Regions from separate parts of the Homo sapiens genome. Here region 2 is linked to region 1. A link is an interaction called in ENCODE POLR2A ChIA-PET data of the cell type or tissue named here. Cell type or tissue: CD4-positive, alpha-beta T cell. All regions are shown on one strand. Links, peaks and the distances in the headings refer to the core of each region. The heading gives the core; the rest is flanking DNA.

Region 1 (5,369 bases), core at 51-5,050:
GCTGCCTTTTGTCGAGGGCCAGTATTTGAGAGTGTGGCCTGGGCGAGGCCGCTCCCTGGTTCCACCACTTTCCAGACTGTGACCCCCCACTTGGTAACTGCCCAAGACCCGGGCTCCTCATCAGCCCAAGGGTGATCCTAGTACCCCCAGCCCAGGCTGGCGAACAGCAGGAATGGGGCCGCCACCATCTCAGCTGCACCCTACATCTCCAAGGGATGAGCCGCCCCGGGGAAGGTCCCAGCGGGAAGATGCTCTCCCTGGCTGGGCCCCAGCACCAGTGTTCTGAGGTCGCTATGGAGCCTGTTCCTCGCCAAGTGGGCGGCTCCCCGGCCATGCCCCACCAGGCTGCCCTGCCCCAGGAGGAGAAGCAGGTGTGGGCCTGTGAGCGGGACCGGCTGAAGAAGCGGTGGCTGTGGGAGGCCAGGCAGAGGGGCAGCCGGGAGTTGGCAGTGCCACGTTCTGGCCATGCGACGGCGGCGCCAGGACAGGCGGGAGGCCCGTGAGGCCTGGAGGCAGTGCCGTGGGGAGGCAGAGCAGCCGGAGCAGGACGAGGACAGGACAGAGCGCGAGGCCAGGGGACAGAGGCGGTGGTGGAGGAGGGGGGAGGCAAGGACCTCGCCCAGGGAGCTGGCGTGTCTATGGGAGGAGGTGGCCAAGGGGAGGTAGCCTGGGCTTGTGGGCTTGCGGGCTTGTGGGCTTGCCGGAAGCCCAGCCTCGCTGATCCGGGTGCTTGCTGTGGGGCTCCCAGTGGTGGTGGGAGGAAAGGTTTTCTGGGGGTTGGGCCCTGTTGGTGGGAGGATGAGAGAAGGGAATGCATTCCAGGCTCTGGCTGGGCCATGGCGGATCGCTGTGGTCCTGGTGGCCCAGGTGTGGCCTCTTGTCTCCCCACTGGCTTGGAGGCTTGGCACCTGGGATGTGCCCTCCCATCCATCTGCATCCTGGGAAATGCTGTTTGGACTCTTTTGTGCCAAAATGAGCTGTTTCCCCTGTTTTGTTCATTGGAGATAATAAAGTTGCTTCCTGGAGACGACTGGGTGGCCTCCCTGAGTGTGTGAGGATAGGAGGGTGAGGACCATCTCCCTAACTTGTAGTTGTCCCCTAGAATGGGACGTGCCTTGGCCCAGCTGAGGTGGCTGCCCCAGAAGTCTGAGGCTGGGCTGCGTTCCCTATCCTGACCGGCCCGGGGCCCTCTCCACCCACCTGCCTGTGGCCTTGGGGTCAGGCTGCTGAACCCTTTTTTTTTTTTTTCCCCCGAGATGGAGTCTCGCTCTGTTGCCCAGGCTGGAGTGCAGTGGAGTGATCTTGGCTCACTGCAACTTCCACCTCCTGGGTCCAAGCAGTTCTCCTGCCTCAGCCTCCTGAGTAACTGGGACTACAGGCACGCACCACCACGCCCGGCTGATTTTGCTGAACCCATTTCTTTCTGATTCTAGGGAACTGGGAACAGCCAGGTGCCCCAAAGCAAATACGCGGAGCTGCTGGCCATCATTGAAGAGCTGGGGAAGGAGATCAGACCCACGTACGCAGGGAGCAAGAGTGCCATGGAGAGGCTGAAGCGCGGTAAGCCCGGCCCCGCTGCCCTGTCGGTGACCACAGTGCTAGACCTTTAACTCTGGAAAGACTTTTGGGGAAAATGTGGGAAGGTGGGCTAGGGATGAGGCTCACTCATGGGAGCTCCTGTCTTGTTACAGAGTTGCCGTCTGTGGTGGAGGCCTCAGGCAGGCGATGGGTCTGGTAGCGAGGGGCCTGGGGGGCTGGATGTCTTCAGAGGGGTCTTCTGGGAAGGGCAGCCCAGGCAGGGAGCCCTTCTTACCCTGTGTGCTGCCAGGGGGTCTGCTGGCTTTCAAGGGTGTGTTCGAAGTGCCCCCTGCCCCCGACCCTGCCTGGTCTGCTCCTGTGGGCCGACACTGGTCCTAGGGAAGCCAAGCTCAGGGTTCATCGGTGCCTGCACTGCCCTCTGCTGTCACCTCTTTGGAGGGAGACCCAAGGAAGTGTGTGGGTCTGTGCTAGGGTCTGGGGAGGGAGGCTGAGAGCACTTTGTTCTTTAATGGTTGGAGAGGGAGGGCAGGCAGGAGATGACAGAGCACAAGGGACTCGTGTTAAGGTGTGACTGTCCGTCTGATTTCGAAAGGACGTTAAATAGGTTGCTACCTTCTGAAATAAAAGGGGAGTGGAGGTAGGACAGGATTTCTATTTTAGAAGGCGACAGTGCAGCAGAGCCATAGCCCATGAACGCATTCAAGATGAGGGGAGACTTGGGGCTCTTTTTTTTTTTTTTTTTTTTTTTTTTTTTGGGAGACGGAGTTTTACTCTTGTTGCCCAGGCTGGAGTGCAGTGGTGCAATCTCGGCTCACCGCAACCTCCGCCTCCTGGGTTCAAGCGATTCTCCTGCCTCAGCCTCCCAAGTAGCTGGGATTACAGGCATGTGCCACCACACCTGTCTAATTTTTTGTATTTTTAGTAGAGACAGGGTTTCTCCAAGTTGGTCAGCCTGGTCTTGAACTCCCAACCTCAGGTGATCCACCTGCCTTGGCCTCCCAAAGTGCTGGCATTACAGGCGTGAGCCACCACGCCCGGCCTGGGACTTGGGGTTCTTAAAAAGGCTGGAGAAGCAACCTGGGAGAGGAACATTCTTTTTTTTTTTTTTGAGATGGAGTCTAGCTCTGTCACCTGGGCTGGAGTGCAGTGGCACGATCTCGGCCCACTGCAACCTCCGCCTCCCGGGTTCAAACAATTTTCCTGCCTCAAGCCTCCCGAGTAGTTGGGACTACAGGCGTGCGCCACTATACCCAGCTAATTTTTGTATTTTTAGTAGAGACCAGGTTTCGCCATGTTGGTTGGCCAGGATGGTTTCGATTTCTTGACCTTGTGATCCTCCCGCCTTGGCCTCCCAAAGTGCTGGGATTACAGGCGTTGAGCCACCGTGCCCGGCCTGGGAGAGGAACTTTCTTTGGTTGTAAATCTGTAGCATAAATGGGGGCTGTAGTTGAAGTTATGCCCCAGTGACACGAGGGCCAGTTGAGGACAGGCTGCTGCCAGGAGCGGGGTTGCTCTGGAGTTTATGAAACCTTTGTGAAGAGGTTGACGGGTCTCAAAGCTAGGTTGGGACTACCAGGGTTAGAGGATGTGATTGAAGAGGGCCTGGGGGAAGGGATGCAGAGCCCAACCCTGGTCTCGCCTGGAGAGTTGGGTGGTCCCAGGGCTGCTCTCCGGTAGCTGGGGTGCTGCTTACCTGAATGGAAATTCCTGGGAAGATGCTGGGTCCCAGAGTCCAACAGGTAATTTGCAGTCACCCAGAAAAGGCACTGGTTCAAGTCAGCAAATGCGTACAAACTGCCAGTCTTTTAGTAACAAGGAAGACCTAGTGCTACCCCTTGGCCAACAGCCAAGCCCAAGCTTACCAAGCTCATGTCACAGCAGGGTGAAAACACGTCATAGAGGGGTCAGGGAGTTAGGAGCTAGGAGCATTGTAGGTAGGTTGGCAACTACAGCCCAAGAGCCAGGAGCCAAGAATAGTGGTTTTTTTTTGTTTTTTTTTTTTTTTTGAGACAGAGTCTCGCTCTATCACCCAGGCTGGAGTGCAGTGGCGCGATCTCGGCTCACTGCAACCTCCGCCTCCCGGGTTCAAGCAGTTCTGCCTCAGCCTCCCGAGTAGCTGGGATTATAGGCGCCCACCACCACGCCCATCTAATTTTTGTATTTTTAGTAGAGATGGGGTTGTACCATGTTGGCCAGGCTGGTCTCAAACTCCTGACCTCAAGTGGGCAACCCGCCCCGGCCTCCGAAAGTGCTGGGATTACAGGTGTGAGCCACCGCGACAGGCATGGTTCTTAATGGTTGAAAAAAAAAATGATTTTGGGACGTGTGAAAGTTATCTGAAATTCAGACTTAAGTGTTCATAAATAAAGGTTTGTGGGTCCAGGTGTGATGGTGCATGCCTGTAATCCAGCAGTTTGGGAGGCTAAAGCCAGGAGCAACATAGTGAAACTCCCATCTCTACAAATAATGATAAAACAGCCAGGCATGGTGGTGCGTGCCTATAGTCCCAGCTTCTCCGGAGGCTGAGGTGGGAGGATCACCTGATCCTGGCAGGTTGAGGCTGCAGTGAGCTGTGATCGTGCCACTGCACTCCAGCCTGGGTGACAGGGCAAGATGCTGTCTCAAAAAAAATTTGAGTGAAGTAGTTGTGTCAGAGACTGTAGCCTGCAAAGCTCAAAATATTTGCTGTCTGGTCCTCACAGAAAACATTCTCCAAGGCTCTGAGTTAGTTTCTAAGATTTGTGAGGTGATGATGTGGGATGTCATTCCCAGTGGCCTCTGGGAGTCATGTATTAGAAGGAATAGAATCCTTAGTGTCTATTAAAAGATCATATTTCATGAAGTTCAGTAGAGGCAGAAAGAAAAAAAAGGTAAGCACCAAACCACAGAGACAAAAGACTGGGGAAGATTCATCGGGCAGAAGGTAGCTGCAGTCTTGTGGGGTTGTCCCCGTGGACCCAGGGTCCCGCGTGGGTAGTAGTCAGTTCTCTGCGCCCTCACGTGTGCAGCTGAAGCCATTCTCTTGCTTACTTACGCCGGTCAAGCCCTGTCTAGAATTCAGACTGAAGAAGCCAGAGAAAAATCTCCATAGTGGGTCAAGCAAAAGAATTTGGGTGGAGACATGTCTTTCATCCAACAGTGTCGTGGAAGGACAGCTTGCTGGTGCACCTTGAATGCAGGAAAAAATGTTTAGAGAGACAGGAAGAGTTGTGGTGAGGAGGGAAGGGCTTTAGAGAGGGATGGGATTGTTAGCGTCCTTCAGGGTTGCTTGGTTATAGGTTTCCCTGGTTCTCTTTATGTCTGAGGGTTTTGTGGACAGGCTGTGGAAGGATGGATCCTCTTGCTGTTTCAGAATGGGCTTTGCTGGCTGGTCCTGTGCACTTGCTGACCTCAGGTCTCTGCCTCTGTTTCAGGCATCATTCACGCTAGAGGACTGGTTCGGGAGTGCTTGGCAGAAACGGAACGGAATGCCAGATCCTAGCTGCCTTGTTGGTTTTGAAGGATTTCCATCTTTTTACAAGATGAGAAGTTACAGTTCATCTCCCCTGTTCAGATGAAACCCTTGTTTTCAAAATGGTTACAGTTTCGTTTTTCCTCCCATGGTTCACTTGGCTCTGAACCTACAGTCTCAAAGATTGAGAAAAGATTTTGCAGTTAATTAGGATTTGCATTTTAAGTAGTTAGGAACTGCCCAGGTTTTTTTTGTTTTTTAAGCATTGATTTAAAAGATGCACGGAAAGTTATCTTACAGCAAACTGTAGTTTGCCTCCAAGACACCATTGTCTCCCTTTAATCTTCTCTTTTGTATACATTTGTTACCCATGGTGTTC
Region 2 (5,369 bases), core at 67-5,066, 500 kb after region 1:
TCAGAATCTGCAACAGTGTGTAGCATATAGTACACTTACAATAAAAATCAATATATATTTGCCCCTAAATCATTTACTTTTTTTAATTTTGTTTTTTTGAGACAGAGTTTTGCTCTTGTTGCCCAGGCTGGCGTGCAATGGTGCCATCTCGGCTCACTGCAACCTCTGCCTCCCGGATTCAAGCGATTCTTCTGCCTCAGCCTCCCGAGTAGCTAGGATTACAGGCATGCGCCACCACGCCCAGCTTTGTATTTTTAGTAGAAACAGGGTTTCTCCATGTTGATCAGGCTGGTCTTGAACTCCCGACCACAGGTGATCCACCCGCCTCAGCCTCCCAAAGTGCTGGGACTACAGGCGTGAACCACTGCGCCCAGCCAATCATTTACTTACTTTTTTTTTTTGAGACGGAGTCTTGCTCTGTCACCCAGGCTGGAGTGCAGTGGCACGATCTCGGCTCACGGCAAGCTCTGCCTCCCAGGTTCACGCCGTTCTCCTGCCTCACCCTCCTGAGTAGCTGGGACTACAGGTGCCTGCCACCACGCCTTTTTTTTTTTTCATTTTTAGTAGAGATGGGGTTTCACTGTGTTAGCCAAGATGATCTTGATCTCCTGACCTTGTGATCCGCCTGCCTCAGCCTCCCAAACTGCTAGGATTATAGGTGTGAGCCACTGCGCCCGGCCCATTTACTTTTTTATGTAAGAAAGTTGATATTCAGACCTATCCTATCTCAGAGAGAACTTAAACAGCTAACAGATAAATGTTAATTCTGTAATATCCTACTAAAGGAGGACTTTCCTATCTTTAGAATAATGCCATACATGCATTTGTCTCAGGTACAGAAGTTTAATGCAAGAAAAAAAATGTTCATACCTACAGTAAGTTTTGCAAATTCATTTGGAAAATTCTTCTCTAACCATTGTCTACATTTAGCAACATCAGGCATATATTCACAGTACTAGGAGAAAAAAAAAGAACTGAGTCACAACAAAACATTTTCAGTCAAACAATATGTCGTAATTAAAAATCACCCCCTATACTTGTTAATACAAAGAATAAAACAAACCACTCCCATCTGACTTCTTATCCACAGGAAATCTGTATTCAACCACGATATGTCCCATAAAAAATTAGATATTAAGAAGGATTAGGTACCTCTTCACAGTACCAATTTATTTCTTCTCCCTCTATTTCTTGCTTTGAGCACATAAGTGCCTCATTTTCATGACTTGCTCATAGAGCTGGACTTAGAAAGTCTTACACATAATTTATACTGCCCTTTCTTTCCTCTGCTCATTTGTATAGATTTTGGCATTAAGGTTACTCTTATTTTATTAGCTGACTATTCATAAGTCCCATGCAAAAATCCAAACTGCACAGCCATGTGCAAAAGATGCACATGTATGATTTAAGGTCTAAATTTAGGAAAGAATATATAAGACCAAAAAATTACTCTAAATCAAAGTTCTCTATAAAAGGTTAAAGCTTTACTATCAAATAATCAAAAATGAAAAATAAAAAAAAATTCTCAAGGTAGCTTTAAAACCAAGAATAACTTCAAATACATAAGGTAAAAAAAAAAATTAAAGAACTTACCTCTGTTGGTAATGAACAGACTGAGGAAGTAAAAAGAAAAAAGATTTGAAATGTTAAACCTATATGTACACACATACACAGGGCTTATCCTTACTTTTATATTTGAGAAAATGCTTCATTTTTACATTTTCCCTATAAGTTTTCTATACCACTTTTCAAATGCTACTCTTCAGTGTTTTTGGGGTAAAAGGCACATGGTTATTTGAGATGATACTATCTTGACTTTTTCATCTAAAGAGTGTCTCCATCAGCTGATGGAACATCAAAATATGCTATTTTGTATATAATGAGGTCTTACCATAACCATTTCAGTGGGTCAAAAAATTAAGCTAAGACACGAACAATTTCCCATACATCAGAGTTTGAAGGAAACTGGTTATTTCTTTTCTTTTGAGACACGGTCTCACTCTGTTGCCCAGGCTGGGGTGCAGTGGTGCAATCATGGCTCAATGCAGCCTCCACCCCTCCAGGGGCTCAAATGATCCTCCCACCTCAGTCTCCCAACTAAATGGGACTACAGATGCACACCACCATGCCCAGCTAATTTTTTGTAGAGACAAGGTTTCACCATGTTGCCCAGGCTAGTCTCAAACTTCTGGGCTTAAGCGATCTACCTATCTTAGCTTCCCAAAGTGCTGGGATCACAGGCGTGAAGCACTGTTCCCAGCCTGGTTATTTCTTTTGATGGTTCTACCAAAACAGCCACCACTTTTTATTCATACTGACACATTTATAAACTTTAGCAGCATTTTTACTACCATCTTTTTGCAATATATTTTTCCTTTTTTTTTTTCTGAGACAGAGTCTTGCTCTTTCTGCCAGGCTGGAGTGCAGAGGCACGATCTCGGCTCACTGCAACTTCTGTCTCCTGGGCTCAAGAAATTCTCCTGCCTCAGCCTCCCAAGTAGCTGGGATTACAGGCGTGTGCCACCACGCCCGGCTAATTTTTGTATTTTTAGTAGAGACGGGGTTTCACCATGTTGGCCAGACTGGTCTCAAACTCCTGACCTCAGGTAATCCGTCCGCCTCAGCCTCCCAAAGTGCTGGGATTACAGGCATGAGCCACCGCACCTGGCCTATTTTTTTTAGAGTAAGGGTCTCACTCTCACTCTGTCACTCAGGCTGGAGTGTAGTGGTGTGTCCATGGCTCACTGCAGCCTCGAACTCCTCAGCTCAAGTAATCCTCCCGCTTCAGCCTCCCAAGTAGCTGGGACTATAAGCGTGAGCCACTATGTACAGGTAAGTTTTTTATTTTTGTAGAGACGGGATCTCGCTATGTTGCCAAGGCTTTTTCATGTTATGCTACATAAGATCATGAAAGTGTAAAGCTAGAAGGAATCTTGGTTCAATCCTGTCATTTGGTGTTAGAGCCTGTACAGGCTAATAATGGACTAGAAGAACTGGAAAAGCTTCCAATTTTAACCGTAATTCTAATACTGGGTCAACTGCTTATTTTGTTTTTATTTATTTATTTTTGAGACGGAGTCTTGCTCTTTCACCCAGGCCGGACTGCAGTAGCACTATCTCGGCTCACTGCAAGCTCCGCCTCCCGGGTTCACGCCATTCTCCTGCCTCAGTCTCCAGAGTAGCTGGGACTACAGGTGCCCGCCACCGCGCCCGGCTAATTTTTTGTATTTTTAGTAAAGACGGGGTTTCACAGTATTAGCTAGGATGGTCTCGATCTCCTGACCTTGTGATCCGCCCGCCTCAGCCTCCCAAAGTGCTGGGATTACAGGAGTGAGCCACCGCGCCCGGCCTTTTGTTTTTATGTTTAAGGTTTAGAATGGAGTAGTTCAGTGTGTCCAATATCCTGAGATTTCTCAGGGAGAGGAAGGTGGTATACCATGTAGTCACAGCAATTACTACACACTGGGCACCTAGTATGTGCCAAATGTTTTGCTATGCCTTATATACATTATTATGTTTAGTTATCACAACCTTGTAAGATAAGTACCATATCTATATTCAGATGATGAAACTGAGGCTTAGAGTACATAACCACTTGCATCTGGATAACAGGATTTGAATCTGCCTGTTTCTGACGCTCATGCTATTAACCACTAACTTAGGTTACACAAAGTAAACAAGCAACTTAGTGGCACCTGACAGCTGAAAATGATCTGCCTTCACCTCACCCTACTAACATTCTAACATGCTACCACACAATCACTATTTTACAGATGGGGCACTAAAAGAGTTAAACAGCTCATACAATGACAAAGGTGGTATGTGGCAGAAGAAAACTGGAATCCATTGGTTTTGTCCAGTCTAGTCTATTATAGTTTAGGGTTATTTCCACCAAAGATCTCTCTGGTTAGCTACAGCCCTATATTCCTCACAATTCAAGTTCAAATACTAGGCATAGTTGTTCAGCCACACTTTCAGGATATAACTATACAATTATTGGTTAAACACCATCACAGCAAATACTAAAGCTACAAATTTTGTATACTATTTCAAATAATATTTAGTTCAGAAAAAAAAAAAAATTGGGGTTTTGCTCTGTTGCCCAGGCTGGAGTGCAATGGCACCATCTCAGCTGGCTGCAACCTCTACCTCCTGGGTCCAAGTGATTCTCGTAGCTCAGCCTCCCGAGTAGCTGGGATTACAGGTGTGCACCACCACACCCAGCTAATTTTTGTATTTTTAGTAGAGACAGGGTTTTGCCATGTTGGCCAGGCTGGTCTTGAACTCCTGGCCTCAAGTGATCTGCCTGCCTTGGCCTCAGCCTCCCAAAGTGCTGTGATTACAGGTGTGAGCCACTGTGCCTGGCCCGGTTCAGCAAAATTCTAATGCAATAAAAAAATTGGGGGAGCTCCTTTAAGTTCACCATTATTTGCTTTAAAAAAGTCAATTTCTCTTTACAGATCACTTACTTATTTGGAAAGGGAAAACTGTACCTTTTCAATGCAAACATTTAGCCGTCACCTTCAAACTTAGCATCACTAATAGTGAAACATCTGACATTATGAGCTCTTGATGCAATGCAACATGATGAATGAAACATCATCCACGAAACTTTCTTGCCAAAATCTGTTTAACTTGAATCTAATTAAGCCTCTAGGCCGGGTGTGGTGGCTCACGTCTACAATCCCAGCACTTTGGGAGGCCGAGGTGGTGGATCACCTGAGGTCAGGAGTTCAAGACCAGCCTGGCCAACATGGTGAAACCCCATCTCTACTAAAAATACAAAAATTAGCCGGGTGTGGTGGCGCACACCTGTAGTCCCAGCTACTCAGAAGGCTGAGGCAGGAGAATCGCTTGATCCTGGGACGCAGAGGCTGCAGTGAGCTGAGACTGCCACTGCACTCCAGCCTGGGCAACAGGGCAAGACTCCAACTCAAAAAAAAAATAAATAAATAAAAAATTAAGCCTCTAGACTCCAGCTTCTTTTTTTTTGTTAAAGAGACAGTCTCACTTTGTCACCCAGGCTATAGTGCAGTGATGTGATCTTAACTCATGCAGCCTTGAACTCCTGGGCTTAAGTGTTCCTTCCACTACAGCCTCCGAGTAGCTGGAACTACAGGCACTTGCCACCACACCTGGCTAATTTATTTAATTTTTTGTAGAGGCAGGGTCTCACTATGTTGCCCAGGCTGGTCTCAAACTCCTGAGCTCAGATGATCTGCCTGCCTCGGCCTCCCAAAGTGTTGGAATTAAAGGTGTGAGCCACTGTGCCTGGCCAAATGAGCAAAGTTACCACCACATGGAAACATGGAATGGGACTAATCCACAGCCAGGTACCTCTTGATAAAATGCACTGAAATTAACAGCAC

Evidence for each region. Peaks named below come from ENCODE experiments on the same cell type or tissue, not always from the same donor. Only the 100,000 strongest peaks of a DNase experiment are listed, where the experiment ranks them.
Region 2: POLR2A ChIA-PET joins it to region 1 with 5 read pairs; 2 of 35 experiments call an interaction of 5 or more read pairs at or near these places.

What each region holds. Positions count from the first base shown.
Region 1 is chr12:123,261,387-123,266,755 of GRCh38, reverse strand. CDK2AP1 (cyclin dependent kinase 2 associated protein 1) reads left to right here. Exons shown (of 4, transcript NM_004642.4): 3 at 1,434-1,560; 4 at 4,953-5,369. The coding sequence ends at 5,020. Among named protein-coding and RNA genes, the nearest start is that of CDK2AP1, 7.8 kb to the left of the region's middle. RefSeq lists a silencer at 1,526-1,718. In CD4-positive, alpha-beta T cell, for the core only: no CTCF peak of the experiment used is centred there; a DNase peak (open chromatin) is centred at 1,965.
Region 2 is chr12:122,758,431-122,763,799 of GRCh38, reverse strand. It overlaps DENR (density regulated re-initiation and release factor), which reads right to left. Exons shown (of 8, transcript NM_003677.5): 3 at 1,594-1,613; 4 at 871-955. Among named protein-coding and RNA genes, the nearest start is that of DENR, 8.3 kb to the right of the region's middle. In CD4-positive, alpha-beta T cell, for the core only: no CTCF peak of the experiment used is centred there; no DNase peak of the experiment used is centred there.